Linked DNA regions of Mus musculus: regions 1, 2, 3, 5 and 6 are each linked to region 4. A link is a loop called in an ENCODE intact Hi-C map of the cell type or tissue named here. Cell type or tissue: heart. All regions are shown on one strand.

Region 1 (4,000 bases), 310 kb before region 4:
GCAAAACACTCGTATATATAAAAATAAATAAATATTGAAAAAGAAAGTTCTGAGGAGTCCTGTAATAAAGAAAACCTAATTAACCTATTTACTTCATTCAGCCCAGATTCACTCCACTTAAATGTCTGTTGAGTAAATCTGAGAAATCTAACCTTTTCACTTTTATTTTATATTTTGGTCTCTAGCTCAAGAGGAGGTCTAAGACACGTAGGACAATGGTTAGACACCCTCCTGCAACCAGCCTCTAGCTACACAGGAGCTGCGGATTTGTTCTGTGGTGCGCCCATGGAGACAGGGAGCCCCGGGTTGAACATGAAGCCCCAGTCCTTGCAGCTGGTGCTGGAGGGGCAGGTGCTGGCGCTGCAGCAGCAGATGGCCGAGAATCAGGCTGCCTCCTGGCGGAAACTGAAGAACTCCCAAGAGGCCCAGAAGAGACAAGCAACCCTCGTGAGGAAGCTGCAGGCCAAGGTGAGGTAGACAGCCCTGTGGGGAAGGGGAAAAGAAGCCTCCCCAAGAGTTGGGCGCTAGGGTGGGATAGGGCTGGAGGAGGGAAAGCCCGTGTAGTACCAAACATCCTGGTGAGGATGGCCCAGACATTCCAACTCTCAACCATAGCCTCTCCTTGACAGTCACAGCTCCTCCTGTCTCTGTCTCCCACCCTGCTGTAGGAGTGCTGGACAGTAACACACACCACCCCTTCTGGCTTTACCTGGGTTCTGGGGACCTGAATTCAGATCTTCATGCTTCCACAGCAAGTGCTTCCCTGCTGAGCTGTCTCCCAGAAAGTATTATTTAAACACCCAGAAAGAAACTCTTTTTTTCCTCTATTCCTTCCTTCCTTCCTTCCTTCCTTCCTTCCTTCCTTCCTTCCTTCCTTCCTTCTTTCCTTCCTTCCTTCATTTATTTACATTTCAAGTGTTATCTCCTTACCCGGTTTCCCCCGCTCCCTGAAACCCCCTACCCTATTCCTCCTCCCCCTGCTTCTATGAGGGTGTTCCTCCACCCACCCACCCACCCACTCCCGCAGACAGAAACTCTTAAGTCGCTGTGGCCTCACTTCACCATCACCACCCGCTTCCCACCTTCACAGCAAGTTTGTCCAAGATTCTTGGAGCCTGTGGGCTATGCAGTTTCTATGAGCTGTGGCTGAGCCTGCTCTCTTTGCTGTTTGTGTGAGCTGTGGCTGAGTTCAGGCCTGCTCTCTTTGCCTCAGGTTTTACAGTACCGGAGCTGGTGTCAAGACCTGGAGAAGCGACTAGAAGCCACTGGGGTGAGTGAGATTCAGTTCTGGACTTCCCCTGTGCCCCCAAAATATACTTTTTGAGCTTTATATACTGCCAAATAACTGGGGCTATATAGGATGTTTGGTAAGAGTCCTTTTGTGTTCAGCTCCTAAGAGCTCTGTCAATCTGATCTTCTAGAGATCCTTGGCCTGAGAGATTCCAACCCATGGCTTTCCGTGGATGCAGTATGTGGATGGAATTAGAGAGAAAATTCATGTTCATCCAGCAGGTGTCAGTGTTTGTATGTCAGGAAAACACAGGTCTACAGGCAAGCCTGCAGCAGAGCAATGTGTTTATTTGTTGCCTGGTAGGACTGGCTTTGAAAGACCCTTTGTCAAGTTCTTTGTTCCAGCTCCCCTAAGCATCTTCTCATTCCCCTCAGACAAGTTTGAGGGAGAAAGAAAAAACCAGAATATTGAGCCCCTTCCCTGCAGGCCAGGGCACCCCTAGGCGTCTTACACTGTTCACTTTGCTGCAAACTCCTGGAAAGGAATGACAGTCACCGTCATTTTGTAGCTTGGAGACGATGAGTGACTTCCCAATTAGTATAACAGACGTTAAGGCCCCTAGTGAAAGATGCAGCTTCCATTCCACTGGTTAGATGCCCAACGGCCAAACTGCTTCCAAGAGAGAACAAAAAAAAAAAAAAAAAAAGCAAGTGGCTACTGTGAAAGGAAGCATGAGGGGATTGTCCTAGGGGAAGCTCATCTGCAGCATTATAAGGCCTGTCTCTGACTCCCAAGGGGCTGATCCCTCAGCGCTGGGAGAGTGTAGAAGAGCCCAACCTGGAACAGTTGCTGATCCGATTGGAGGAGGAGCAGCAGAGGTGATGGGCCTAACTTTCCTGATCTGAGTGGTTATCCAGTGGGTGGAAAGGTTGATGGGAAACTTCTGTTCCAAGAGTGAACATGTGGGTGGGAAACTGGCTGGGCATGGTGGTTCCTGTGTGTAACCTAAGGCAGGCAGAAAGCAGAAGGGAAAGGGGGAGCTGGGAGGGAGGGGGCCTCATGGGAATCTTGTGTCCCAAGTGCAAACAAGACTTCAGTCCTCCAATTCCTGGCAATGGAAAATTCCGCTCCCTGTCTTTCTCCCAAGAGGAGGACCAGACCTTCATTTTGCACTTGCTTTTGCCTGGTGCAGGTGTGAGAGTCTAGTGGAGGTGAACACCGAGCTTCGGCTGCACATGGAGAAAGCCGATGTGGTGAATAAAGCCTTGCAGGAGGACGTGGAAAAACTGACAGTGGACTGGAGTCGGGCCCGAGATGAGTTAGTGAGGAAGGAGAGCCAGTGGCGGATGGAGCAGGAGGTAGGAGAACAAGAGTGGAGTATGCACACTGTTCCAGGTAGCACCAGAAGGGGTTAACTTGGACCTGGGTGGAAACTGAGCTGTCATTGCTCCCGCCTCTGACTAGCTCTGCCCAAGCTGACAGCTGTCCCCTGTTTCAGTTCTCTTCCTAGTTCTGCCTAGTCTAGGCTTTGTTGGCAGGTAGCATAAGGCTCAACTCTTGCATAAGTGACTAGCTTAGGTTTCAAATGGATCTGAACATTTAATCTGTCTTTGTCTGGAGGTCTGCATAGCTAGACCCCAAGCAGGTAGCTGCTGGATTGAATGGAGGAGAAAAAATGGCTAATGGGCCCTGGGAAATGTTCATATCAGAGCTATAGAAAGCAAATGTTCCCTGAACCTTTGCTGGGTTCTGGGTCTGGGTGACTTGCATGTATTAGGCCACCCAGTTCTGTCTGTGGTAATAGCTCCATTTGTAAGCAGCCACTGCATACCCTTTTCTGATGTAGCCAAGTGGAAGGCCACTTTTCATCCAGGGCCCCCTGACCTCTTGAATCTCATGACCAACTTTATTAAACTCTTCAGTATAACCTGAATAGACTTCTATCCATAAGCTATCGCCTTGAAATCCTTCCTCCCTTCACCCCTCTCCCAGCAGCCATGAGGAATCCAAGACTCTTGTGTTGGTGCAAGGTCCCTGCCCTTGGGTATGACTTGGGTTTCTGAACACACAGTTCTTCAAGGGCTATTTGAGAGGTGAACACGGTCGTCTTCTCAATCTATGGCGAGAGGTGGTAACCTTCCGACGTCACTTCCTGAAAATGAAGTCAGCTACTGACAGGTCAGTGTGGTGATAAGGAGAGAGGTTTGCCTCTGCTGATTCCTAACTTAAGGCAGCAGGCTCTGTAGAAGAGGAATGGGGGTTAGTGGCTGGGAGGGAGATCTGCCGTTACTGGAGAGATGATGTTCTCAGACCTGCCCCTTAGACACCTTGGGTTTTGTGGCCAAGCTCTCTTCCTTGGTTCCTTGGAGTCTTCGATCTTCCTTCCTGTGCTCAGAGACCTGACAGAGCTAAAGGCTGAACACGCAAGGCTTTCAGGGTCCCTGCTGACCTGCTGTCTGCGCCTGACCCTGAGAGCACAGTCTCGGGAGTCCAGTGGATCTGGGAGAACAGAGGAGAGTGAGCCAGCCCGGCTGCTGCTGCTCGTCGCTAAGACCCAGGCGCTGGAGAAGGAAGCCCATGAGAAGAGCCAGGAGTTAATGCAGCTCAAGAGTCACGGGGATCTAGAGAAGGCAGAGCTGCAGGACCGGTGAGGTGACGCGTGGGCCCAGGGAGATCCACTGAGGGGAAGCTCGCTTCCTTAGGGGATTGTGGTGGGCGAAAAGATGTCAAAAACACCTTCACCCTGAGAGGGACAGGAAATGAGCCATC
Region 2 (4,000 bases), 82 kb before region 4:
GCATGTATACACACATACACATTAAAATAAACAAATAAATGTAAGAAGAGAGAGGGTCTCTCTCAGTAGCCCAGGCTGGACTGGAACTCACTGTATAGAACAGGCTGGCTTGGATCTCATGTGTCTCCCTCTGCCTCCAGAGTATTCTTTTAAAGACCATGGACAAAAAGAGAAACTGACAGGAAGGCCAAGGGACAGCCTGTGCTCCAGAGACATTGTTTACAAAAGAAAGGGGTCAGGGTGGTGTCCTGTGGATCACACAGTGAGGAATTCCTGATAACAAAACCAACTAGGCCTCCAGCTTCAGATGGCTGAAAACAGTGACTGTGGAGGGTTTGGAATGTTGCAGGTCTCAGAGCTGGTTTCTCCTGGGCTTCTAAAGGCCCATCTGTGTGTCAGATCTAGGATCCCAATAAAAGACAAGCCATGAACTGTATAGTTAACAAAGCCCTATTCTCCACCAATGGAAGGGCTAAGAATGCTACCACATAGCATTTAAGCCCTCCAGCTGAGATTACTCCATTTTACTCTAACTACTTACTTAATGTTTCTACTAATTTCTTGTTGTTTTGTGCTTTTGTGTTTTGTTTTTTTTCTTACTCTCTCTCTCTCTCTCATTTTTTGTTTTTGTTTTTGTTTTTCTTCTTTGAGACAGGATTTCTCTGTGTAGCCCTGGCTGTCCTCCTGGAACTCACTTTGTAGACCAGGCTGGCCTCAAACTCAGAAATCCACCTGCCTCCTGAGTGCTGGGATTAAAGTCTTGTGCCACCACGCCTGGCCTTTTTTTTTTTTTGGTTTTAAGGCATTTATTGTAGAAAGGCAGAGAGAGGAAGAGAGTAGGGAAGGCTGAGAGTAAGAGCAAGAGAATAAGAGGTAAGAGAGTGTTCTCTTTGAGAGAGGCTTTCTCTTCATAACCCTAGCTGTCCTAGAATTTTCTATGTATGGGATTAAAGGAGCCACCACACCTGGGCTCTACTAATAAAATTTTTATTTTATCTTATTTTTATTTTTTATTTTTGGTTTCTTTGTATACTCCTGGCTGTCCTGGAACTCACTCTGTAGACCAGGCTGGCCTCCCAAGTACTGGGATTAAAGGTGTACGCTGCCACCACCGCCCGGCTTTTTTTTTTGGGGGGGGGGGGCAAATGTTTTGCTTGGAGAGCTATGCTTTTGTGTGAAGAATGACTTTTTTTTTTTTTTGAGACAGGGTTTCTCTGTATAGCTCTGGCTGTGGTGGAACTCACTCTGTAGAACAGGCTGGCACTACACGAAAACAGTGAACAATGACTTTAATCTCAGTATGTCAGGGGCAGAAATGTGGATCACTGTGAGTTCAAGACAAACCTGTCTATACACTGATTTCCAGTCTAGCCAAGGCTACACATATTGAAACTGTTTCAGAAACAAACAAACAAACAAACAAAAACAGCATCAAGTGTGGTTAGATGAGCAAAGGCTTAGATTGACAAGTAGTGTAGGGACATGATGCGATTAGACATAATTTAAGAAGTGCAAGTTTGGTTGCTCCCAGTGTCAAATCAAAGCATGATCGCCTCAGTAAATAGCAATTTTACCACTTCTCGTTAGCACTTGCTAAGTCCCACTGGAGAAACCTCTTTTTTGTTGTGGCGGCATCTTGGACCTTGCTCCCTAGAGACAAAATTCGGCTTTTTCTTTTCAGTTCCCGTTGGAATCCTTTTCTAAGGATGAGAGAGAGCAAAGGCAGAGGTGAGAAGGTTCAGATGAGGACTTGATAGGGGCAGAGCACAGAGGGCGGACTGGTGACAATCGATCTTGAAGATTTAGCTCTTCTTCTGGAGAAGGAACAAGTCGTTCTGATAAGCTCTTGCGTGTGAAGAGCGGATTGGAAGAGGGAAAGTAGTGAGCTGTAAAGACTACGATCTCCGTGGAGCGTGGTGACAGACGGGGTAGAGGGAGGTGGGCGACTTTCCACCATTTAGAAGGAGAACTAAGAGGGTACATAGGCAGCACCCAGGCCAATGCTTCTGGTGACCTCAGCCGTCACGGGTGAGTGCGGACTCGGCGTTCCCGCTTCAGGGAGGTGGGCGTGGCTTGCTCGCGCTGTCGTCCTGGCGACCGGGAGGGGCGGGGCCCGGGGCGGGGCTGTAGGGAGGCTGCGTCACTCGGCGGTGGAGATGGTGCGTGTGTGTGGGGGGCGGGGGATACGCTGGGCGCGTCCCCGGGGTCACGTGGTGCGCAGCGCGCACAGTCCTTCTGTCGGTTGGTCTGGAGCGGCGCAGCAGGAGCGGGGCCGTGAGGTGAGCTCGTGGCGAGGCGCGGCGACGCGAAGCCAGCTGGTTGGGGCCGTGTTGGGGGCAGGCCCCGTGCCGCGCGCGCGCTGTGCGGGCGGGACCGGGGACGGACGCCCCGGCCACTGCGGGACCCTGGCTCACTCCTGTTCCCCGACTGGCCCCCGGATCACCCAGCCCCGGAGGGAGGCCCGGGGACCGCTGCTGAGAGCGTGGCGGGCGTGCGAGCGTCGCCCAATCACTGCGGCTACCCGCGGGAATGACGGCCGCTCAGGCCAATCAGCGGGGCCCGAGGGGGCTGGGCCGCGAGGTGCGGGCCCGGGGCGCGGAACGGGGCAGTGGGGGTGGGGATGGGTGCTGAGGCTGCACCCCCTGCTTAGTCCGCGAGATAGGGGGAGGCCTAAGCTGCTGCCTCTGCCGCGGGGACGGGTTTTCGTGAAGTGCCTTTCTTATCCTGATCTGGGAAGCACACCCTTTCCTCACGACCCTGTATATGGGAGTGTCCCCTTTCTCTGTAGTTTGGAAAATCTGGGCGTCCCTCCACTCTTAAAATCTCTAATCTTGGGATTTTTCTCTCGATTTCTAACCGTCCCTGAAAACGGATTGAAATCATACTCTCTTTTCTTTGCTCCCCCATACTGAGGGAACACTCCTATATTCAAACCTAATTAACAGTTTTCCCTTTTCAATTTGGGGTCCAGTCCGTTAGTAGGTTCCTCAGAAATCAGGTCACTAACCAAAGTTATCTAATACTTTATTATTATTATTATATCCCACAACTCCAGGGAGGACGACCTCTGTCCAGGCCTCAGCTCTGGTATGTTTTCAGAAGTTAGTGAATGTGGGGGTCAGTTCTTTTTTTCTTAGTCCTTTAGTGTGGAATGCGCACCCCTTTCAGGCTCTTCTCCAAATCCTGATGCTTCTGGCACATAGTTTGCAGTTTCATCTGTAAGGGGCTTCACTAACGTGTCCTTAAGTATGTCTTGGGGCTGCACTCTTTGATGAGTTCTCCAAGCTACCTTGTTTCTCCGGGGGGGGGGGGGAGGGGATTTGTTTTCCTATCTGAGAGTATCTTTGCTTTCAGTGTCCCTTTAAGGTTTGAGATGCGCCTCTTTTAGCAGGAAACAGACCACCTTTGGGGCGCAGCAAGTACTTCTGGCACACTTTTCTCCTGAATCCTTTCATTCCTAAATGTGGTGCACCCCCCACCCACCCATTTTTCCCACAGCTTCCTTTTTTTTTTTCCTAGTTGAAAGCCATATTTATTTGGCCTGTGCAAATTCCAGGAAGTTATCCCTCTGCTTCCAATTTGTGGGACTTAGAGATCGAACTCAGATGGTCATTCTTGGCTTTAAGTGCTGAGGCATCTAGCTAGACAGTCCGTGTCGTGTCCCCCCCCCCCCCCCCCGCCCCCCCAAGGGTTTCTCTGTGTAGCCCTGGCTGTCCTGGAACTCACTCTGTAGACCAGGCTGACTTGGAACTCAGAAATCCGCCTGCCTCTGCCTCCCAAGTGCTGGGATTAAAGGCATGCGCCACCACGCCAGGCTGTCTCTTTCTCTCTTTCTTTTTTCTTTTTCTTTCTCCCTCTTTGTTTGTTTTTCTTTGTAGCTTTTCTGCCATCAAGATAGTTTCAGTCTTAAGTTCCCTTCCCTCTTTGGAACCTCATTCCCTAATGTGCTCTCCCGGGCTCTTGGGCCTTCCTTCCTGTGTTGAGTGCATAGCTGCAAAAC
Region 3 (4,000 bases), 130 kb before region 4:
ATGGACATGTCCCATTGACCCGCGAAATGCATTTTTAAAAATGTATTTATTGAACTCTTTCCACATGTGTTTTGAGTTATGCACAAGTGTTAACCTTACGAGCACTGCCTCATTTAATTTCCCCAATAATCTTATACAGCATGAACTATTTCACTTTCCACTTGGTAGATGAGGAGTTCAAGGCTTAGAGAAATGAGCGGATTTGTCAGAGGTCACCTAGGGAAGCTGGGAACTAATTAAACACTTAGTGTCAAATTCCAGAGCTACTACCTGAGTCTCTTCTAGAAAAACAGCTATTTCCATCTGTAAGAAAGAAATAGGTCACATAGACCACTGACTGGAACTCCTCACAGTCCTTCGTGCTAACCTGGCGAGCACGTTCCATGGCTGCCTCGCTCTCCCAGCCATATGCATGAGTCCGAGAATGAGGGTTCCCATAGTAGTTGACAAGGTATGGGAGCATGGCATCAAGCACTCTGGGATCCTGAACAGAAGAAAACAGAGCCCAAAGTCAATTCAGAACCTGCTCGAGCCACCATTACCTGCCAACCTTGCTCAGTGCATTTCCAACCTTTCAGATACTCTCTGCTTTCTTCCACTTCTCAGACACTAATCAAATAGCAACCTGATATATGCCCACTTCAAACTGCAATGTTCTGCAATTCCCACAAGTCTTTCTTTAATTTTTTCATTTACTTATTGAAAGATAAGGTCTTATGTAGTTGAATCTGACCTCATATTTATAAGCCTGCCAGGTTGCCCACTTCAAACTGCAATGTTCTGCAATTCCCACAAGTCTTTCTTTAATTTTTTCATTTACTTATTGAAAGATAAGGTCTTATGTAGTTGAATCTGACCTCATATTTATAAGCCTGCCAGGTGTGCTGATACACACTTTTCTTTTCTTTTTTCTTTTTGGGTTTTTTGAGACAGGGTTTCTCTGTATAGCCCTGGCTGTCCTGGAACTCACTTTGTAGACCAGGCTGGCCTTGAACTCGGAAATCTGCCAGCCTCTGCCCCCGCCCCCCATGCTGGGATTAAAGGCATGTGCCACCAATGCCTGGCACATTTAACAAACAAACAAACAAACAAACAAAAGTTTGAGGGGGCTGGAGAGATGGCTCAGCAGTTAAAGAGCACTGACTGCTCTCCCAGAGGTCCCGAGTTCAATTCCCAGCAACCACATGGTGGCTCACAACCATCTGTAATGGAATCTGATGCCCTCTTCTGGAGTGTCTGAGCATAGCTACAGTGTCCTTGTGTATATATAAAATTAAAAACAAAACAAAATAACAACATAGGTTTGAAACTCCCTATGTGGCTTAGGCTGGTCTTAAGCTCACTCAAACTACCCATGCCACACTGTCCAGCTCCAACACCCGAGCAATTACTATTAGTTATAATGCCTGTACTGGAAGGATCTGACAGGGTCAGTAGCTAAAAAACAGTAAAGCCTTTTCTACTAAACTAACATCTTAGCCTCCTGATTCCTGGCAGCTCCTTTTCCTAGCACATTTAATAGTTCTCAAGTCGGATGAATTTTAGCCTGTCGGTGAAATTTGTCCTTCTAACCTTTCCTCCCTACAAAGAACCTCTGTTAGTCCTTACCAGAGGAGTGGTGGCCTGTACGTCCATGTAGAGAGGTCGCAGCACTGCCTCTGCCTCTGAGTGAACAGGCGAATGGGGGCCATGATCTACAACTAACAACAGATAGCAGTGGCAAAGTGAGAAACCGTGGACGAAGGGCACACAAAACAACAGATGGTCAAAGCTTCTTTGAGGTGAATTTAAGGAAGGCGGAGGTCCAGTGTCAAAGTAAACAAACAACAACACGCGCTGAAAGACATCGAGTTAAGTAATAGACACAGGGTTCTTGGAAAGGGCGCGGGCAGCAGCAGTCGGGGGCAATGTTTAAACTACATAGCACCGAGTGGGACGAGCTGTAAAAAGCAAAGCCATTTAGAAGAAAAGTGAAAAGCGCAGGTTCCTTCAAAGGTTCACGGCAGGAGGAAGCTCATCTAGCATCTTTAAGACTTGGTCAGGAGAGAACTGAAGGATGAGAATTCCGCTCAAGGGAAGTGCGGAGCAGTATGTAAGGGCCCTCCCGAAAACAAATAGGAGACCGGGCGACGGGAAGGTTTAAGAGACTGGGCGATGGAACAAGGCGGGTAGGATCCGCAATAATGCAGTGCTTAGCAGCACCGACCCAAGGGGGTTCGCTCCTCCAGAAACCGTGGGAACGAAAAGGAAAGGGAACGTACCGCGCAGGCGCAGTCCCCGGGTGGGCACCGAGGACCTTCCCAGGGCCAAGGAGGTAGCCGCCAACGACGCCCGCCTCCAAGCGGCTCGCAGCAGCATGTTCCCAGCCACAGAGCCCACCATCCGCGGCGCTTGCAAGTCCTCAGCCCATGCTCCCGGAAGTAACTGCGCTGTGCTCCGGAAGCGATCCCACGGACCGCGAGCGCCCTCCGCCTAGCATTCGGAGTGAGACGTCGAGCTGAGCGATCGCAGCGGAGAACGAGGTGAGGTGGGGCCCGACAGTGGCCTGCGTCGCGCGTGCGGGGTCCTCCATCGCGAGGGTGGTGGAGGCGTGCCGCGGGCTGGCTTCTGACCCGGGTGCTATGTGACCCTGCTGTGCGTCCCCTGGCCGACGCCACGGCTGGTGACCAGGCCCTCACTGTCCTAGCACTCTCGCCGCAGATGCCGGTGGCCGTGGGTCCCTACGGGCAGTCCCAGCCCAGCTGCTTCGACCGCGTGAAGATGGGCTTCGTCATGGGTTGCGCAGTGGGTATGGCGGCCGGGGCGCTGTTCGGCACCTTCTCCTGTCTCAGGTGAGCCTCGCGGACAGAACTTCCTGCCTTCCGAGGGCTCCAGAGCCCACTCAGACGAGGTTGAAAGCACAGGATTTACGGATCTGAGTTCTAAAGTCAAAATGGCTTTCTGACTCCTTTGTTAGTTCAGTGTTATTGAGTTTAGTGGAGTACTGGACACTTACCTCCACTTTTGTAAGAGCCAATCATATTAGTATGATTTACATTATCTGGCACGTCGTAATTACTTAGCGAAGGGTTATTATTGTTGCATGGCGTTTTAACTCCCAACTGCATGTAATGAAGCAAGCCTGATGAGAATTAGGTGTAGTGAAATATTCTACCTCTGAGATAAACTGCTATCACATTTGGATACTGTGCTTATAAATTACTATTTACCCAGCACTAGTTTAATTGTAGTGCTAAGTACTGTAGTTAACCACCGAGCATTAGCTGTGAGCACCTTAAATCCACCAGCACTCTGGACGGAGTGGCAGATTCCTGAGTTCGATACTAGCCTGGTATATAAATGTGAGTTCCAGACAGCCAGGGCTGTTACACAGAGAAACCGTCTCAAAATAAATAATAATAATAATAAATAATAAATTAAAAAGTGTAGTTACCGAGTCTGTAATGTCCATTTTACACTTTATGCAGTTTATAAATTGCAGCGCTTGACTCAATCTAGGTTAAACAAAACAAAACACTAAGGAATTATCTAGAAGAAAACTGGCTACTCAATGATAAAATACCATAGAGGCACAAACACGACTGCTTTCTTGCCCATGTACTTCATTATCTCTGCATCTACAAACTAATGCAGCATTCAGCACAGGTCCTAGAGACCCTAGATAGATATTTTCCTTGTCATTGCTAATCCTATGTGGGGAAGAGTAGCATTTTAAGAATGACAAATGAGATTGTCAAGCTGTTAGTGCTTAATATATTCAACAGATTTTAAAGGGGGGTACTTAGTTCAAATCTCTATTCCTGTAATTGTATTCCCAAATTGCTTTCTTGGTTTCCTCCTCAGGATCGGAATGCGGGGTCGGGAGCTAATGGGCGGCATTGGGAAAACCATGATGCAGAGTGGCGGCACGTTTGGCACTTTCATGGCCATTGGAATGGGCATACGATGCTAATTAGGGCTAGGATGCCCTGCAATACCTAAACTTCCCCATCCATTTCGA
Region 4 (4,000 bases):
TGGCCTGGGGGCAGCAGATTTGGAGTTGAATTGCAAGTCAATGGGAGAAAACACGATGAAAACAGAACCTGTTTCTCCTCTTGCTGAGGTGCAGGAAGTTTCAACTGTTGAAGGTGTGTATGTACAGTTAACTTAGTCAAGCTTTATTATGTGCTTTGTTCTTTTGCTTTGCAAGTTTTTTTAAGTGCGTTTTCAATAGTTTTTTTTGTTTGTTTTTTTTAATACTTAAAGGCCTCCACAACTGTACTCTCCATATTGAGAGGCAGAAGTAGAAACATCTTAATAAGTTTGAGGCCAGCCTCATTTCCAGGGTATCACAGTGAGGCTCTGTCAAAAAAAAAAAAAACCCAAAAAACAAAAACAAAAACAAAAAACCTCCAGAAAACCTCCAGGTAGTTTGTGACCCACTTCACGTGGGAAGTGCTTTTGAGTCTTCTGCAGGGGTTCTTTTCGTGTGTGTATGTGTGTGTGTGTGTGTGTGTGTGTGTGTGTGTGTGTGTGTGTGTGTATGAAAAGAAAGAGGCAGAGACAGACTCTCAATAATGATGGTTGCTCTGGCTGTCCTGGAACTCACTCTGTAGATCAGGTTAGCCCTGAACTCACAGAGCTCTGCCTGCCTCTGCTTTCAGTGCTAAGACTAATGCTATGCTCCATTCATTTCTGATTTTGTTACATATTCTCTTTTGGTATTTTGGCTATGGAGTTACCAGTTTTATTGGTCACTTAAAAAGAAGTAACCTGTTTTGTGTCTCTTGTTTTGATTCTAACCAATTTCTCCTAACTTTCTAGAACTTTATAGTTGCTTTAGCAGTCACCTTTTTTTCTGTGTATGTGTTGTGTTGCCCATCTGTTCATTTAATGGGGAGATGTTATATGCATGCTCCAGACTTTATTCTAAACCATTCTTATTTGTGAATGTTCTGCATGGAACATGGAACAATGAACAGACTCATGTGGGGCCTTGACCTGTAGCTGTAACTTACATAGTCTTGGTGGCTGGTTGTCTGCTCTAAAGTGAACAGAAAGGTCCTTGTCACTAGAGTTTTAGTAGTAAGTGTTGCACTGGTAAGTTAACTAGGTCTGTTTACTATAACACCTAGAAGAGTTCTATCCTTCAAACTTAAGGGGTTTTGCATTTTGTTTTTTTAAATGCTTTTTGTTTGTTGAGACAGGGCCTACTATCCCTAAACAATTTTTCTGTCTCAGTCTACATGTACTGGGATTGCAGGCATAATCTTCCATGCCTTGTTCTGTTTCTTGAATAGAGAGTCACAGATGTATAATCATTTTTCTTTAGGAAGTTGTGTCTGTCCAACAGAATGGATAATCAAAATGTGGAGTCCACAAACCTTTATTGAATAAGCCATGTGTACCTGCTGTGGAGGAACTGAACTCAGAACTCACTCTCTGAGCCCTTCCTGTGTGCCAGAAGCTATTCAGTTTACAGAACTTTGTGGACTTAGTGTTTAGGCAGGGTTGGAAGAAGGACCTGGGAAGGTGGGTGGCAGGCAGACATTTGGAGGTGGGGGGGAAGCACTGTGTAGCCCAGGAGACTCTCAGATAATGTGGTTTCTGACTTAGTTTGCAGGTTTCCTAAGTGGGTTAAGGCTAAGCAGGGAAGTTGCTCTCAGTCTCAGCCATTTGCTTTGAGGAATCTGTGGAGTTCTTGACTTTCAAGTTAATCTAACTTCACAGTAGACAAAGAAGCAACTCAGCCAAACTATGGCTTATTAGTTTGTTCCCATATCCTGCCCTCCTTCCCTCTGTATCCTCCCTGCTGCTGCTGAACTGCTGAGGACACCATGGGAAAGAAGAGAGCAGAGTGCTGCCTTGAGGAACTTGGTACAGTGAGGGGCAGGGCCACCTCCTCCCAGGCACTTATCACAGTAGTGCCTTTACTCCTAGAAGGGGCAGCGTGCAGTCAGTGATTAGGACTGGGGAAGAAGGTCACCTTTGTAATTCTGTAGCTAAAAAGGAGAGGTATGTCGTCCTTGAAGCAAAATAATATTTCTGGGGTTTGTTTTGGAATAAAGGGTTTGTGGGAATACAGATGATACAGAAAGATTGCTGGTAAGAAGGCTGCTAAAGACACTTGAGCCAGGAATGCCTTATATAAGTGGGCAGGAAATGGGCTGGGTTGTCAGCAAAACAGCCACAGAGAGCAGGAGCGGCTCCGCCACTGGGCAGTGACTGTTCTCCAGGCTGCTGCCACAGCCTTGTTGTTTCTAAACCTAGGTGGAGTCATGCCCCTAGAAATGAGAAAGCAGCTGTTGGAGGCAACACTTCAAGTTCAGAGAGGACTCACCAGCAGGGGCAGCACTGCCATCTTGTGGAATAGATGGTCATGCTCTCATTTGCTTTGTGTGTATGTAGAAATCTATATTCTGGGCAAGAGCCAGGCAGTGTTCACTGGAACCAGATGCCTGGAGGTCAGGGGACAACCTTGTGAATAATTTCTTTCTTTCTACTTTTTATTTATGTTTTGGGAATCAAAATCACATTGTCAGGTGTACACAGCAAGTGCCATTACCAACCAAGCCATCTTGTTGGACTTCTAGGTATTTTTTCTGAGCATAGACAGTTGTGTATACATGTGTTCATATATGTATATTATATTTTTTCTAATGCTAAGGACTGAACCACAGATTACTCCTACTGAGCACACACTCTGCTACTGAGCTATACTCCCAGCTATGCCTTTTTCTTGTATAGTGCTAGATCGAACCCAGGGCTTTGTACAAGCCAAGCAAGGTGCACCACCGAGTTAGCACCCTCGGCCCTGTGTACTTTTCTTTTTCTTTTTTTTTTTTTTTTAGATTTATTTATTTATTATATGAGTACACTGAAGCTGTCTTTAGACACACACTAGAAGAGGGCATCAGATTACGTTACGGATTGTGAGCTACCATGTGGTTGCTGGGAATTGAACTCAGAACCTCTGGCAGAGCAGTCAGTGCTCTTAATCATTGAGCCATCTCTCCAGCCTGCAACTGTGTGCATTTTTAAGTAAGTCTTATTTGAAATTATCTCAGGTCTATGAAAATGTTGTAAATATAGAAGAAAGAAGAGTAACATGGTGGCTTACACACTCATAATGCCAGCACTTTGGGAGGCTAAGGCTGGAGGGTAACAGTGAGTTTGAGGCTATCCTGGGCTACCCAGTGAGTTTAACATCAACAGCAGTTAGTAGGTAGGATTTCTGTTACTTCCTTCTGTGAGGACAGAATGTGGTGGAGTGACAGCTGACAGGACAGAAGTGGTGCAGACACCGATAAAGCCACCTAGGACTCCTCAAGTGGGTCCTTCTCCTCTGGCTGCTCCTGTGCTTTCGTAGTTGGGGGGGGGGGGAGACAGAGAGATACTGCGAGACTGCCTCCCTTTATAGCCCCCAACCAGCTACAAAACCAAACCCACCATTGCCCTGCATCTCTCCCAGGTCCTGGGATTACAAGCAGGTGCGGCCTCACTGTTGTATCTGTTTTCTTAGTATACATTGTTCTAACGTTGACAGGAAAAAGCACAATGCCCCTTTATAATTTTTAATTAATTCTGAGACAGGGTCTCTTGTATCCTACATTGTCCTGGAACTTGTATAGATGAAAATATCTTCAACTCCTGATCCTCCTGTCTCCTTCCATTGTGCTGTGACTGTTGGCCACCAGAGCTTAGTGTATTCAGTGTTGGGAGCTGGATGAAGGCTTTGCAGAGCAGCCAGGCAGCTGTCAACTGATCTGGACCCCCTGAAATCCTTAACGGTTGGTTTATGTTAGACAGGGTCTTAATCTGCATTCCAGGTTTCATTTAAATTCATGGCAAACCTCCTGTCTCAGTCTCTTAAGTGCTGGGTTATAGACTTGAGTCATTATACCTGGCTCTTCCATTGTAGTCTCTTCTGAGATTGGAACAGCAGCCTCACATGTGCTCTATCTAGCCTCTATTCTCTTTCATGGTTGTTTAAAATTACATGATACAGTAGGTAGAGTGTGTGCTTAGCTTGGAG
Region 5 (4,000 bases), 98 kb before region 4:
ACCAGTGACAATGCATGCATGCACACTGCTATTTTCACCACCAACTGGTCAAAGAATGAAGAGTGCTGACTTTTACTGTGATACCGAAATGGGTCATATTGTATTACTGGCCAAAATACTTCCTTTCTAGTTTTGAGTGTGAAAAGCTATGGCAGGGCCTAATTAAAAATAAACACTATGGAGAGCAGTAAAACAGTCATCAAGTGACTCTAAGCTGTGATACTGTCTCTTGCTTTTTTTCTTTTCTCTCTTCTGTTCTTTTTCTTGGTTTTTTTTCCTCTTTTTTGCCAATTTCTATTCAGGGATCCAAGAATCTTAATAATTATTAACTGAAAAGCAGATCAATACCTGCCTGTATTCAGGTTTACTATCACCAGTCTTATATCTATTTATATAAAATAAAATTTAAATCTCACCCATTTCTTCTTTCAAGACTTCTAAGATTTACTTGCCAGAGACTGGTTGTAATTTATTATTCTTGGACCCCTGCAGTTTTCCCAAACCACTACATTCACCTTTTTGCTATACCAAACTGGAGCTGGTAATTCTTAGTTGAGTCATTTTACCTAGGGGACCACGGTACAGCGATAAGTCACTCAATTACTACCTTATGATTGACAGTTCACACTGGAATCAAAGGTGAATTCATGGGAGTAGAGGTGAGATATCGTTAGGCAAGTCTACAAAGAGAGATAGATGGGCATTTATTCATCACGCTGAAGTGAAACTACTGCACAATATTATTACATCAATAGCATATATTTACTTTTGTAAGTTACACGTATTGCATCTCTGATAAGGTAATCAAGAGGGCTCCGGGAAGGTTAGTTTACATTTCAGCAGTAGTTTCGTGAATAATGCTAAATTAAGAAATATATTAAAGCTCACTAGCGTGTTTTCTCACCTTCTTGTAAGGGGCCTCAAGCATGGCTTCAATATCAATATCGTCTGCCATTTTCTCTACTCGCCTGGGGAAGAACAAGACAGTCCTGTAAGTACACCTGCAATTCTGCTAAATAATAAAATAAGATAAAATGTCCCCTTGATCTCCCATCCTCAAAGCCTGAGAAAACTCCTTTGAAAGCGCTACGATGGCTAAAATTGTGCGACGCCCATCAGACAAGGCTGCCTTGGGTACGCCAAGTGTCACGTTCCTTGTACCTAAGACAGGAGCAGGACTCCAGGTCGAATTTCAAAAGCCCGCCCGCGAGCGGCTAAAAGCGCCCCCAGGAAGGATGCAGCGGAGCGCTTCCTCACCGCACAAAACCCGCGCTGCCATTTTAGCGGCGGAGGGAGACTCCCTCCGCTGGGAGGGGTTGTGTACCACGGCGGCGTTCCACGGGCGCCATGTTGGGAGGTCGCGACCAGCCCCGGCCCTCGGAAGGACAGATCTTTATCTGACCGAGGTCCCCACGGAGGTCCCGGCCGCTACCAAAAAACGCCCACGACGTCCTTGCCCGAGATGAAGGGCACGGCCGAGGAGAGGTGACCCCACCGTACCGGGAAGGCCCCCTCCCCCTCTGCGCGCCGAGCAAAGCGGCGAAAAGCCTCGGCATCGCGGAGCACCCAGCTCGGGCAGGCGACCCACTCCCCGCCGGCCGCGACGCCCCGTACCTGTGCGGGCTTCCGCGCGCCTGTGCTCGCCACGGGAAGTCGGCTGCCGCCGCCGCCGCCGCTGCTGCTGTCGCTACTGTTAAGCCACTAGGCCCAGGCCGCGGTACCGCCCAACCCGAATATCGGGCCCCGAGGGCGTCTAGGCCCAAGCGAATCTAAAAGAAACAATGGGATTAAAGGAGCCCGCGACGGAGAGCAGGGCAGCGGCTTCGGCAGCTCAGGATCCACCCCTGCGACAGCGTCGGCTAGCTCCCTGAAATGGCGGCCGCTGCTCCTCCGTACTCACAGTCACCAACACATACACACACACAAACACCCGGGGTCTCCCGGAGCCGCAAGCACGGGCTCTCGCGAGAAACTGCCCCGGGTTCCAGACTGGAAAGCACGAACTATCGCGAGATCTCTCACCGCGGCTCCCGGCGACCGTGGCCCAATCTCGCGCAATGATTGCGCCACAGATGATCACAGTTTCCCTTCCCCCAATTCCGAAAGGCTTCTCGGACTCCCCCGCCAGAGCTGCACCCAAGTCTCGCGAGGGTGCGTCCTCTATCGGGCAAAGACAGTTGGTGCCCTGACTGTCAATCTTTGGGAGGATTCCTTGCTGAGTGGTGCATCGTTGCTGTCATCCTGGCTGGTGTCATCTCCTCGCTGGGTGTGAAGGTTTCCCCTCTCAGAGCCGACCCCCACCCCGGACACCCGCCCTCCCACACAGATGGCTGTCAAGGTCGCCATAAGGCAACCTATTATAATACATATGGCTGTGGGCTAAGACAGTCGTGTCCAGACCCACCAGTGGTGAAAACGCATGCAGACAAGAACGAGCTGTACACAGGGGAATGGGAATAAAAAGTACGATTTTCTTGTCGTTTGGTGTCACCAGTTAGATGTGGGCTCGATAGTGAAGCTTCGCAACACCCTTGGAAACCGGAGGCGGTGGCCGGGCTGGGAAGAAACCGCAGTGTGTAGCTTTCTAACCCCTGAATTTAGTCGGGCTCTGAATCGGGGTGGTTTGTGACTTTAAAAGGTCCCCTCACTTTTCCCTAGGATTTTGACTGTGTGAATTTACCGCTTTTGTTTAATTTTTGTTGGATTTTATTTGGTTTGCTTTTTGTGTATTTGGGAGTGGTTAATTCTGTGGTAGAGAAGCTGAGTGATCATTGGAAGGTTTTTTTTTTCTCCCACTTTTACATAATAGAAAACGTTTTGAAATAAAATATCAAACCAGTCTGGAAACCTATCAGCAGCTTAATAATTGAGGGTATAAAAGGTCCAAAATGTCACACCTTGCTTGGTGTAGCCACTCCAACAATGTGACCTTGAGCAAGTAAATTAAGCTCTCCATATATTCCGATTCCTCCTCAAGGGGGGAATATTATAATTAGTAGCAAGGATAAGCTTGACACTAGCCAAGACTGCAAATATTCACTAATTCCCAAGTTTAGCAGGGGATGTATGTCCAGGTGGACTCTCCCTGAAAGCTCGTGAGGAGTAGGAAGAGCATGTGGAATGATGACAGGAAACTTCTTGGGGCTGGCAATGTAATACAGTTGGCAGGTGACTTTTCTAGCATGCCTGGTAGAGCTTGTCTATAGTTATGCACTCAGAAAACAGAAGCAGGGGGATTTCTGTGAATTTGAGGTCAGCCTTATGAGTTCCAAAAAATTTAGCTGATCTGGCTTTCTCTCTCAGATGTGGCACACTGCATGAAATCACTGATAGTTTCCTGCTGAAAGATTAGGCTTTCCAACTTCCCTTGTGGACTACTGAAACTTCTCTGCTCCTATAAGGGGCTACAACCTGTCTTCCTCTATAGGAATGTTAACCATAGGGTGAGTGGTGACAGGGATGCCCCTTCACCCTGAATAAGCAGTGGTCTTGCCTAACTAAGGTCAGACCAAGCCCCTCTCTGTCTTCTATCTCTCTACAGGAGCCCTTAATTAATAGTCCTGTCCTGGGCTGCCAAGTCAAGGACAACGCGTGCCACACAGTAAAAGGCTATGAAAAAGGTAGAAGGGGGACTGGAGAGAAAGGAGTAAGAGCACTGATTTGATTCCCAATACTCACTGGCTGCACACAACTACATTAAGCAGATCTGGTGATGCCTTCTGGTCTCCACAGGCATCAGGTATGCAGGTGGTGCACAGACTACATGCAAGCCAAACACATGCATGTTAAATGTGTATGTGTATGTTAAACAATTTGTTCTTGAAAAGCTAGACTGGGGACTGAAGAGAGAACTCAGCAGTGAGAGGCACTGGCTGCTCTTTTAGAGAGCCAGGGTTCAATTCTCATCACCCAGTGATGGTCCACAATTGTAACTCTAATTCCAAAGGATCCTACACCTTCAAGACACAGACATACATGCAAGCAAAACGTCAATGCATAT
Region 6 (4,000 bases), 130 kb before region 4:
TAAGTACGTTGTGTGTGAACATGGGGATGCATGTGGACCATCAAACAGAGAATCCATTCCAGCTTCCATATCAATACCAGGGATCAAATTCAAATCTTTCAGACTTGGCAGCAAGCAACTTTACTCGCAGTAAACCATCTAGTTTACCTTTTACTATGTAGTATCTCTCCTTATGAAACACAGCAAATTAACTGGACTAGCTTACCAATTATCTTGCTCCATGTATCTGCTTATACCAAGTTGACATTCATGCAAACATGACAAGCATTTGACATGCTCAGCTATCCACCCACACCTAAACATGTTTTTTTTAAATTTAAGATGTTAATGGTTATACATAAAAAAGATGTACAAGATGTAATCAATTTTTACTACCAAGTTTACTGTAAGTTTTGTGGAGTTGACTCAGCAGTTAAGAGCAGTTGTTGCTTTTGCAGAGGACTTAAGTCTTGGTTAAAAACAACAGTGCTACTTAAAACCTACCAAAAATCTATAAAAATGTAACATTTCTGTTCCTTCAGATACAGGTAAGCATGTGGCATACATACATGCAAGCAAACAGACAGACATAAAGAAACAAAATTAAAAACCTGACATACCAGAACCTGTGTTTTTTTTATTTTATTTTTTATTATAATGACCAGAATTCTATATAAAGCAGCAAGCTAAACCCTTTTAATAACCACTTTGAGGAAGTAACCAAATGTTGAACTTTGGAATCCATAGACTTATGTAGCCAGAGGGATACATATACAAAAATTATTAAATTATTAACATCATACATTAGTAAAAATAGGTAAACTAAAAGCAGATAAAATTATCATAGGTTAGAAGCCTGCATGGACTACAGTACTGCTACTAATTGATCACGAGGCCAGCTCTAACAATTGATGCTAAGACCCTGTTGGAATTTAAAAAAACAACAAAAAAGAGGACTTGTGATTTATCAGTGGCAGAACTGCCTGGCATGCAGGGCTCAGGGGCCTAGGTTTTAACTCTATGACAGAAAACAATCCTGTAGTAGATAAATTTAACTTGTTATTCCTATAGAGTACCAGCTTCAGTTACCAGCAAACAGCAACAATCCTGATGTCCATTCTGACCTCCCTGAGCACAAGTGATAGACACATATGTACATGTACACATACATAGAAGCAAAATACTCATAGCAGGTAAAACAAGTGTATGCAAAAGATTGGTGACAGAAATTTCATGAATATTAAATTTTATTCAATGTGCCCAATAAAATATAAATGGAATTAAAAAGTGAAAAAAGGCCATCACTTTAATAATTTTTCAAATGTGAAATATTCTAAATGTTAAACATATTATACAAATGTACTTACGTTTGAGGATTAAACATGTTAGAAAGTTGGAAACACTGTGTTGCAAGAGGTTGAACAGACGCAGCTGCAGCTAAAGCTGAGGCTAAAAAAGGAAGAATAAAAATTAGGTTCATGGAAAATGTGTAAGTATCCCTGGACAATTAACTAAAATTCACTTTACCATAATACAACAGTTAAGCTAAGCACAACTACCTTAAAACATCTTTAGCTTAACTTATGATAGCAACAAAAAGTACAAATACTTAGACAATGAGAAGGGGAAAGGAATGCTCACACATTTCATTCAGATGCAAATGCATGTCCCTAAAAATTACAGGAGCTGGGATTGGAACTTTTGTCAAGCATGTTTGTCTAGCAGGCATGAAGCTCTGGGTTTGACACCAACCACCGCATAAACTCACTGTGCTAATAATCTTAAGAGTTAGAAAGGGAGGTGCAAGATGAATACAAGTTCAAAGTCATCGAAGCCAACATACCAACTTTTAGGCTAGACTAATATATAAAACCTTGTCTTCTGCAAAAATTATATTTAAAAGGGGGCACTGTGGCATATAGCTTTAATCACAGTACTTGGGAGATAGAGGCAAAACGTCTCAGAGCTCTTAGGTCAGCTTGAGCTACAAAGCAAATTCTGACACAGGTAAGAGTTCATGGGGAGGCAATTTTCTTAAATGAAACCAAACCTATGAGGGTTTAAGGACATATATGCAATCTAAATCTATTAAAAACAAACAAAAATCCTCCCCAGAAATCATTCCAGAAAGAAAAAAAGTAAAAATGTAAGGTTGGTTTTATCCTGAAATGATAGCATTAATACAAAGTGAAATTGTTGGAAAGCCTAAATAAACAGAGTAAAAATCTTTAATATCTCCTCTTTGCCAGGAATATAGTCTTATGTTTAAAATATATACAAAGGGATTACAGAGATGGCTCAGAGGATAAGAGTACTTGAGGTTGAGTTCAATGCCCAGCAACCACATGGTGGCTCACAACCATCTGAAATGGGATCTGATGCCCTCCTCTGGCAAGTCTGAAGAAAGTGACAGTGTGCTCACATATTTAAAATAAATCTTTTTTTAAAAAAAAGCTAAGTAAAAGACATATCAATATGTTAGGTTTTTATATAGTAGGTACTATGAAGAACTTGGAAAACCTTTTAGCAGCCAAAGATTTATTTATTTAAATTCTTGTGTGAGAATTTTGCCTGCATCCAAGCACATCACAGGTATTGATTTTTCCCTCAGGGGCCAGAAAACCTAAAATCTGTTAAATATTATTGTAAGCTATGATGTGCTTGATGGGAATCAAACCTTGATAATGAAGCAAAAGTCTAAAGTGCTTTAAATCCAAAGACCTCTCTCTCTGGTCCAACTTTTAAAAAAAAATATGAACCAACATATAATAAACATGTAAAAGACCAAGTATAGTACACTAGGAAAAATGTCCTAAAAAAATTAACATTTTAATGATTTCTCTTAGCAAAATGTAAAACCAGAAACAGCAACTTATCCACAGTTTGATTATTGTAATGTGAAACTGCTGGACCCAACAGTATTCAACCTTAAAGCAAACATGTCTATAGTCAATTGCTTTTTCAAGTGAGGTGATGCAATGGTTTCTATTTGGTGTTCTTTAGGTGTGGTTTTTCTATTCTAGAGACAGGGTCTCACGTAACTCCAATTTTCAGGGAATTACCAAATATATTATGGCAGTTGTTATAGAACTCACCGTAAGCATATTATCTGACCAAATCCCATTCCAATGCATAAAAACAAACAGCTAAGGATAAAATAATGCATTAAGAAATCGAGATACTTGAATAATCACCTAAGAAAGTATCAGACAAATAGCACGGAACAAAGCTATTCAAAAAAATACCACATTAAAAATTATTCTGAGTGTAACAAGTGCTTTTCCTTCAATATTTCCTTTAAAGATAAAGGCACTTTTACTAATTTTTGAAGCCTTTCCTTGTATTTCTTCCCTATAAACAAGTATAACCTGACATAATCTAAGAGCTACCTAAAATGTAAGGCAGAACTGCTTAAGAAACACAACAGTATACATGAAAGTCATAAAAAAAAAAAAACCAACCCAATTTATATAACTAAAGAGTGACAGGAGCCAGAGTAAAACATATCTGAGTTCCAGACCAGTCAGCTCTACATAACAGCCAAAGCTACACAATAAAACCCTGTCTCAAACAAAAGCAGAACAAGTATACAGAAAAGTATAAAGAAAAGTTAAGAAACACCTGAGGGGAATTACAGATTTTGAGTACTAAAGACCAAACAAACAAATAATGAAATCTTTCACTTTTGATAATACTGCTAATCATTTACAAATAACAGTACAAATGTACCATATGCTTAAACTTCAAACACATTTAATTCTCACCTAAAATTGAGATGTTTCACACGGGATTTTTAATATTAAAAAAGAGAAACCAATAAACGGTTTAAAGTTGGCAGGAGAGCTGGAGTCATGGGTCAGCAGCTAAGAGCACTGCTCTTCTGGGTTTTTTTGTTTTTGTTTTTTTTTTGAGACAGGGTTTCTCTGTGTAGCCCTGGCTGTCCTAGAACACAGAAATCCGTCTGCCTCTGAGTGCTGGGATTAAAGGTGTGCGCCACCACCACCCGGCATGACTGCTCTTC

What was found. A loop is a pair of places that touch in the nucleus more often than their neighbours do. Peaks named below come from ENCODE experiments on the same cell type or tissue, not always from the same donor. Only the 100,000 strongest peaks of a DNase experiment are listed, where the experiment ranks them.
Region 1: it touches region 4 in a loop (5-fold over the local background); 12 of 42 quality-filtered maps call a loop at or near these places.
Region 2: a loop joins it to region 4, with 2.6 times the contacts of the local background. A loop is called at or near these places in 13 of 42 quality-filtered maps.
Region 3: it touches region 4 in a loop (3-fold over the local background); 6 of 42 quality-filtered maps call a loop at or near these places.
Region 5: it touches region 4 in a loop (3.0-fold over the local background); 14 of 42 quality-filtered maps call a loop at or near these places.
Region 6: a loop joins it to region 4, with 2.9 times the contacts of the local background. A loop is called at or near these places in 7 of 42 quality-filtered maps.

What each region holds. Positions count from the first base shown.
Region 1 is chr2:155,961,687-155,965,686 of GRCm38, forward strand. It overlaps Cep250 (centrosomal protein 250), which reads left to right. Exons shown (of 33, transcript NM_001130000.1): 2 at 186-468; 3 at 1,214-1,270; 4 at 2,027-2,109; 5 at 2,424-2,589; 6 at 3,303-3,409; 7 at 3,627-3,878. The coding sequence starts at 286. Among named protein-coding and RNA genes, the nearest start is that of Cep250, 7.1 kb to the left of the region's middle. In heart, a CTCF peak has its summit at 1,510 (motif pointing right); no DNase peak of the experiment used is centred here.
Region 2 is chr2:156,194,519-156,198,518 of GRCm38, forward strand. It overlaps Phf20 (PHD finger protein 20), which reads left to right and starts at 2,129. Exons shown (of 18, transcript NM_172674.2): 1 at 2,129-2,279. In heart, a CTCF peak has its summit at 2,257; DNase peaks (open chromatin) are centred at 253, 2,213, 2,423 and 3,183; H3K4me3 peaks cover 2,171 bases; H3K27ac peaks cover 1,878 bases.
Region 3 is chr2:156,141,759-156,145,758 of GRCm38, forward strand. Nfs1 (nitrogen fixation gene 1 (S. cerevisiae)) reads right to left here and starts at 2,428. Exons shown (of 13, transcript NM_010911.2): 1 at 2,262-2,428; 2 at 1,609-1,700; 3 at 368-484. The coding sequence starts at 2,382. Romo1 (reactive oxygen species modulator 1) reads left to right here and starts at 2,395. Exons shown (of 3, transcript NM_001164216.1): 1 at 2,395-2,522; 2 at 2,701-2,831; 3 at 3,844-4,000. The coding sequence starts at 2,701. The coding sequence ends at 3,952. In heart, CTCF peaks have their summits at 1,265 (motif pointing left) and 2,464; a DNase peak (open chromatin) is centred at 2,413; H3K4me3 peaks cover 2,600 bases; H3K27ac peaks cover 1,969 bases.
Region 4 is chr2:156,276,556-156,280,555 of GRCm38, forward strand. Phf20 (PHD finger protein 20) reads left to right here. Exons shown (of 18, transcript NM_172674.2): 9 at 1-113. Among named protein-coding and RNA genes, the nearest start is that of Cnbd2, 34 kb to the right of the region's middle. In heart, a CTCF peak has its summit at 2,327 (motif pointing left); a DNase peak (open chromatin) is centred at 2,226; H3K27ac peaks cover 528 bases.
Region 5 is chr2:156,178,273-156,182,272 of GRCm38, forward strand. Rbm39 (RNA binding motif protein 39) reads right to left here and starts at 1,966. Exons shown (of 17, transcript NM_001291114.1): 1 at 1,615-1,966; 2 at 905-968. The coding sequence starts at 955. In heart, CTCF peaks have their summits at 1,282 and 2,157; DNase peaks (open chromatin) are centred at 1,369 and 2,069; H3K4me3 peaks cover 3,527 bases; H3K27ac peaks cover 3,030 bases.
Region 6 is chr2:156,149,389-156,153,388 of GRCm38, forward strand. Rbm39 (RNA binding motif protein 39) reads right to left here. Exons shown (of 17, transcript NM_001291114.1): 14 at 1,347-1,428. Among named protein-coding and RNA genes, the nearest start is that of Nfs1, 7.2 kb to the left of the region's middle. In heart, a CTCF peak has its summit at 2,342 (motif pointing left); no DNase peak of the experiment used is centred here.